Linked DNA regions of Homo sapiens: region 1 is linked to region 2. A link is a contact called in ENCODE Hi-C or POLR2A ChIA-PET data. All regions are on one chromosome and are shown on one strand. Each heading gives the region's core, a stretch centred on a gene start or an enhancer-like site at or near the end of the contact. The rest is flanking DNA. Distances are from core to core; before and after follow the strand shown.

Region 1 (3,160 bases), core at 303-2,802, 500 kb after region 2:
CAGGAAGGGTGAACCAAGTCGTCTGGATTTATGGATTCAACAGGTGTGGGGCGGAAGGCCTTTTCCTGCCGAGGGTGCGGCCCAGCGCCACCCCGCTCAGTCTCAGCGGGACACCTCCACAGCCAGTAGGAAGGGCAGTTCAAAATTCAGTGCTACCCCCGCGTCCCAGCTAAGAAAACAAGGGCCATCCAGGTGCCCTCCCAGCTGACGAGATGGAAAAATCAAAGTATAATAGATAAAGAGGGACCGTTTCAAAAGAAAAAGGGGACTTGAAAATATTGTAGACTAGGGGGAGGAAAGGAGGTGGAAAGAAACAATGCCCTACACACAGGAGGGGCTCCACAAACAATTTGTTGAAAAGAAATCGCTCTGCGGACGCTACAAAGATGCCCTGCAGGACAAGCCCACTTACACAGAAAAAAAGAAATCCTATCTAGGGAGTTGTTGGTCCCCAGAGTCCCCATCCCTCATTCCCCAACCCCGTGGCGTGCGCGCTTCCCGCTAGACTTCAGCCTGGGGCTCTTTCCTGGCCCCCAGATCCCCCGCCCCTCCGGTTGCGCTCCCCGCCTGGCCCCGAGGGTAAACCTGCCTCCGCGGAACACATCTCCGCGAGACTGGGCCAAAGCTTTGGGGCCTGCACTCCTCGCAAAGGAGAGCCTCCGAGACCGGAGGTTCATCTCAACCCCCGCGTTCGAGCCCGGGCCTGGAGAAAAGTGCCCTCCCCTCGGCCTCGGCCTCGTCACCGCGGGGGACTGGCGGGAGGAGTAGGGGAGGCCGGTGGGACACCTCGCACCAGGCCGCCCACCTACAGGGGCGTCCGGGCTAGGGGAGCAGACGGAGAGCGGGGGCGGCTCCTGACTCCTCCGCGCGCCGGGGCCGGGGCCGGGCCGGGGGCTCGGCCCGCTCAGCCAATGGGCGCCGCGCTCGGGCCCCCTCCCCCGCACCGGGAGGGGCCGAGGCTGGGCTGCTGCTGCCGAGGTCGTGTGCGACGTGCCGCTCCCGGGCCCTGTGTCCCCAGCCCCAGCAGGGCCGCGTGGACGGCGCGGCGCCCCCGGAAGGAGGCCATGTGCTCAGTGCCGGCGCCAACTACGCACGCGGCGCCCTCCGGCCCGCTAGATCCGAAGCCCATCCCCACTGCGGCCAGCGGCCCGGCGGGGCGCTGCGCTCGGGACCCGCACCGAGCCAGGCTCGGAGAGGCGCGCGGCCCGCCCCGGGCGCACAGCGCAGCGGGGCGGCGGGGGAGGCCCTGGCCGGCGTAAGGCGGGCAGGAGTCTGCGCCTTTGTTCCTGGCGGGAGGGCCCGCGGGCGCGCGACTCACCTTGCTGCTGGGCTCCATGGCAGCGCTGCGCTGGTGGCTCTGGCTGCGCCGGGTACGCGGGTGGCGACGGGCGTGCGAGCGGCGCTCTCCCGCTCAGGCTCGTGCTCCGGTCCGGGGACTCCCACTGCGACTCTGACTCCGACCCCCGTCGTTTGGTCTCCTGCTCCCTGGCGTGCTCACTCGGGGACCCGCGACTAGCGACCGGCACGCTCGCTGTTGCTACCTCTTGCCTCTTGCCAGAGAGCGCGCGGACCGTAGCGTTTATAGGACCCCGGCCATTGGCTGGCGACGCCGGTGTGTCAGGGGTGTGTGGGCAGGACCTCGGGGCGGGGCCTGGGGCCCAGCCTGTCCTGGGCGGCGCTCTGCGGGGAGGGGGTGAGGGGAGTGGCCGGGGCCGGGGCCCCCCCTAACCACTGCCTCGCTCAGGCTGCCGATCGGCTCGTTCTCTCTGCGTTGGGACCGCGGAGGGCATTCGCTGTGTGACTCAGGGCAAGTGTGCGCACCTCTCTGAGCCTCCGCGGCCTTCTCTAGCAAAATGGTGGAGCCGGTACCCGGCTGTAAGGCAAGCTGGGATGCGCGGAGTAGCGGGTGGAAAGCTGGACTGGAGTTCTCACTCGGCCGCTGGGTGACTTCGGTGCACTAGGGATAGTAACAGTACCACCTCGTAGGGTTGTAGAAAGACCAAGTGAGTTAATATTTGTAAAGTGTTTAGAACAGCGTCTACTGCATGGAAAGTAGTATTTATTTGTTAGAGAGACTCCAGGAGGTCTTGCCCAGGGATTGACTTCTCCCTTCCCTGTCTCCACCCCCCACATTCCCGTTTGTGAGCCAAGCCTTGCTTTTGCACCGGCCGGGCTCTCTTGCCTGGAAATGCATACCCATCTCAAACCTGGGCTTTAAAATCACCTCCTCTGGGACGCCTTCCTCTACTTCTCACAGTTCAGGTGAGTCTATGGTGACCTGTAAGTGTGGAAAATATGAAAGGCAGGCTAACTGACTGACATGATAGGACATTAAGGACATGATAGACCTCGGGTTTGAACCAGCTCAACTGTATACTGGCCCGGCCGCGATCCTGGGCGAGTTCCTGGCCAGTGAGGCTGTTTTCGTTTTTTTCTTTAATTTTTTTTTTTCTCAGACAGAGTCTCGCTCTGTCGCCCAGGCTGGAGTGCAGCGGCACGATCTCGGCTCACTGTAACCTCCGCCTCCCGGATTCAAGCAGTTCTCTGCCTCAGCCTCCCGAGTAGCTGGGATTACAGGCGCCCGCTATCACCCCTGGCTAATTATTTTTATTTTTAGTAGAGACGGGGTTTCACCATTTTGGCCAGGCTGGTCTTGAACTCTTGACCTCGTGATCCACCCACCTCGCCTCCCAAAGTACTGGGATTACAGGCGTGAGCCACTGAGCCCGGCCGAGGCTGTCTTCTTATGAGTAAATGGAATTCCCACACCAATCTCATTGCTATCAGGAGAGGTGCAATTTCCAGATAAGCTCATGAAGTGTTTAGCATGGAAGTTCTCATTTACTGGTTGGTGGTATTGTTGGTTTATTTATTTAGTCTGTTAGTAAATAAATAAATGCTGGTCTCAAACTCCTGGGCTCAAGTGATCCTCCCACCTTAGCCTCCGTAGTAGCTGGGAGTGCAGGCATGTGCCACTGCACTGGTAGTGGTATTGCTATCATCTGACTTCACCTTATTTCCTCTAGACCAGTGCCTTACTTGAGACACAGTGAAGGGAAGGACCCCCAGTCCAAAGGTCTGATCAAAGTCTTGAGGGTCCCTTTCCCGATGGAGGGAGTCATGGTGGGCTTACTGTCTGTCGGAAACCGGGAGGCTGAGC
Region 2 (3,055 bases), core at 368-2,867:
ACATAAAACACTAAGACAAAAGTTTTAAGAAACAATTCAGGTAGGATTAACCTGATACTTTCTACTCATTCTGTGCTCTTTTTTGTTGTTGTTGTTTTCTCTAAATGGTGATTGTGACTTATTCATAAACTGCTAAAGGGCCCTGGCCTGCAGTTTGAAAATCACTGACTGCTCCCTCCACTACTACGTTCTCCACTCGGCCCTTAGCAAACTCTGTTCTTTTGCCATTTGCCCTAGCAGTCCCGGATGCCGGGAATGCCCTACCCTTCTTCACTACTCCTGTACACAGCAGGTTCTGACTGCCCTCTCAAAATGCAGCTCAAATGTTTCTTCCACAGGGAAAGCTTTCCACATACTGCCCCATTCACTATCGTCTCACTCTCGTTGCCCAAGCTGGAGTGCAGTGGCGCGATCTCCGCTCACTGCGAGCTCCGCCTCCCGGGTTCAAGCGATTCTTCTGCTTCAGCCTCCCGAGTAGCTGGGATTACAGGCGCCCAGCACCACTCCCGCCTAATTTTTGTATTTTTTAGTAGAGACAGGGTTTCACCATGTTGGCCAGGCTGGTCTCGAACTCCTGACCTCAGGCGATCCGCCCGCCTCGGCCTCCCGAAGTGCTGGGATTACAGGCGTGAGCCACCGCGCCCGGCCTGTTTCTTTACTGATTTGTCTCCCACATTGGAATGTTAGATCTTTGAAGGAACTGATCTACCGAGCTGCCCCAGTAACTTTAGCACCTAAAATAGTGCATAACACAGAGTACGCCTTCAGAAAACATGAGTGACGAATAAGTGGGAGATGAGACAGACGAGGCCACGGGAGTCTTAGGGGCCTGTCTTAAAGCCGTTTTGAGGTGTCCCTTGCAGAGTCAGGGGCAACGGCTAACGCAAGGTACCCAAGCCAGACCCGGGAAAGGGAGAGAGGGAGGGAGTTATAGCGCCCAGGTGCCACGTTTCAGGGCCTACCAGTAATAAGTGACTGTGCAGGCCGCGCACACCCGCTCGGCTGGGGCTTCGCACACCTCACAGCAGAGTCTGCGCCCCTTGGGGACTGCCAGTGGGTAGATCACATTCATGGTGCAGCCAGCAGTGCTGGTCTCTAAGACGGTTGCCCAGCAAGGATACGCTGAACCCCGGCGTCACGTGACGATCGCGGGGCTGCGTACTTGCCAGCATTTCAAGGGCAGAGGGCGGCGGGACGTGACTCGACTAACATCTGGGTGTATTGCTGAAGTTGGAAAAGGGGAAGAAAGAAAGAAAAAGCAGCACAAAACCCACAAGTCCCACGGGTCAAATGGCCGAGAAACGACTCCCAAGGAGTCCAAGTCCAGAAAGGCCCGTACAGTGGCCGGTAAGGGTCAAACATGGCCAGTTCTTCACCCAGGCTAGGAAACGAACGTGAGGGAACGTGACCCTACCAGATGCCCACCCAGCCGGGGATCCCCCTCGTTGCAGTGTCACTTTCGCTGGGCTCTGGGGCAGAACAACTACGCATTTCCAGACTTGGCGAGATCGGGACCTAGTGTCAAAAGAAGGGTAGTGAACCGCCCACTCAGTACGGCGCGGCGCGTACACCAGGTAGGCGAGAAGGGGCGTGGCGCGGCGGCCGCGAAACGTGCGCAGGCGCCGGCCGCTGCGCTGCAGATGGCGGAAATGGATCCGGTAGCCGAGTTCCCCCAGCCTCCCGGTGCTGCGCGCTGGGCTGAGGTTATGGCTCGCTTCGCGGCCAGGCTGGGCGCGCAGGGCCGGCGGGTGGTGTTGGTTACGTCAGGCGGCACCAAGGTCCCACTGGAAGCGCGGCCGGTGCGCTTCCTGGACAACTTCAGCAGCGGGCGGCGCGGTGCAACCTCGGCCGAGGCCTTCCTAGCCGCCGGCTACGGGGTCCTGTTCTTGTATCGCGCTCGCTCTGCCTTCCCCTATGCCCACCGCTTCCCACCCCAGACTTGGCTGTCCGCTCTGCGGCCTTCGGGCCCAGCCCTTTCGGGCTTGCTGAGCCTGGAGGCCGAGGAGAATGCACTTCCGGGTTTTGCTGAGGCTCTGAGGAGCTACCAGGAGGCTGCGGCTGCAGGCACCTTCCTGGCAGTAGAGTTCACCACTTTGGCGGACTATTTGCATCTGTTGCAGGCTGCGGCCCAGGCACTCAATCCGCTAGGTGCGTGCCCTAGGAGTACCCCTTTTGCCTGGAAGCACAGCCTTTCTTTCCAGCCACTTATCCCCTTACCTCCTGCTTACCCACGGATCTCAGCTGGGGAACCCGAGTTGAGAAGGAGCTGATCCTATATCGTACCTCGCCGATTTGTTAACACCTTGTGTTTCTCTTTGCAGGCCCTTCTGCGATGTTTTACCTGGCTGCGGCTGTGTCAGATTTCTATGTTCCTGTCTCTGAAATGCCTGAACACAAGATCCAGTCATCTGGGGGCCCACTGCAGGTGATGGGCGCTTCTCTTCCAGAGATCTAATCCCATATAACCAATCTTGGGTTAATTTCCTCTTGATCTGGAGATGGCCTTTCTGCATCTGTATTCGCTAGGCACAGGGGATACAGAGATGAATAAGACACCGCCCTCCCTCATGGACCTCACAATCTAGTGAGGGAGCTGGACACAGACATAATTACAATACAGAGTGATAAATGCTCTAGTGGAGGTATGTACAAAGTGCAGTCAGATCATGGGGCGAGTGAATCCTGGGGGAGTCGATGAAGCTTCTTGGAGGAGATGAATTGAACTGGGTTTTAAAAGATGAGCAGAACCGAGCGCGGTGGCTCACGCCTGTAATCCCAGCACTTTGGGAGGCCAAGGAGGGCAGATCGCCTGAGGTCAGGAGTTCGAGACCAGCCTGGCCAACATGGTGAAACCCCGTCTCTACTAAAAAAATACAAAAATTAGCCGGGCGTGGTGGCAGGCGCCTGTAATCCCAGCTACTCGGGAGGCTGAGGCAGAAGAATCGCTTGAAACCAGGAGGCGGAGGTTGCAGTGAGCTGAGATCTCGCCATTGCACTCCAGCCCGGGCGACGAGAGCGATACTCCGTCGCAAAAAAAAAAAAAAACACCAAAAAT

Evidence for each region. Hi-C counts contacts between places; a loop is a spot of excess contacts on that map. ChIA-PET counts read pairs that join two places held with the same protein, here RNA polymerase II (POLR2A). Pooled maps may share reads with other maps.
Region 1: a loop to region 2 is called in a map of CD8-positive, alpha-beta T cell, with 22 times the contacts of the local background. The contact joins the promoter of SLC2A1 here to the promoter of PPCS in region 2. A Hi-C loop is called at or near these places in 5 of 168 maps with a recorded cell type or tissue (CD8-positive, alpha-beta T cell, ascending aorta, naive thymus-derived CD4-positive, alpha-beta T cell and 1 more), 8 of 37 single-sample maps with no recorded cell type and 13 of 50 pooled maps. POLR2A ChIA-PET finds 5 or more read pairs at or near these places in 1 of 52 experiments (HEK293).

The regions. Positions count from the first base shown.
Region 1 is chr1:42,957,316-42,960,475 of GRCh38, forward strand. It overlaps SLC2A1 (solute carrier family 2 member 1), which reads right to left and starts at 1,553. Exons shown (of 10, transcript NM_006516.4): 1 at 1,319-1,553. The coding sequence starts at 1,336. SLC2A1-DT (SLC2A1 divergent transcript) reads left to right here and starts at 1,734. Exons shown (of 4, transcript NR_033967.1): 1 at 1,734-2,262. RefSeq lists silencers at 674-1,313, 1,444-1,853, 1,726-1,909.
Region 2 is chr1:42,454,926-42,457,980 of GRCh38, forward strand. PPCS (phosphopantothenoylcysteine synthetase) reads left to right here and starts at 1,618. Exons shown (of 3, transcript NM_024664.4): 1 at 1,618-2,148; 2 at 2,322-2,425. The coding sequence starts at 1,641. ZMYND12 (zinc finger MYND-type containing 12) reads right to left here and starts at 1,097. Exons shown (of 8, transcript NM_032257.5): 1 at 963-1,097. The coding sequence starts at 1,072. It also overlaps a transcript of CCDC30 not described here. RefSeq lists enhancers at 1,219-1,448, 1,689-1,758, 1,849-1,968.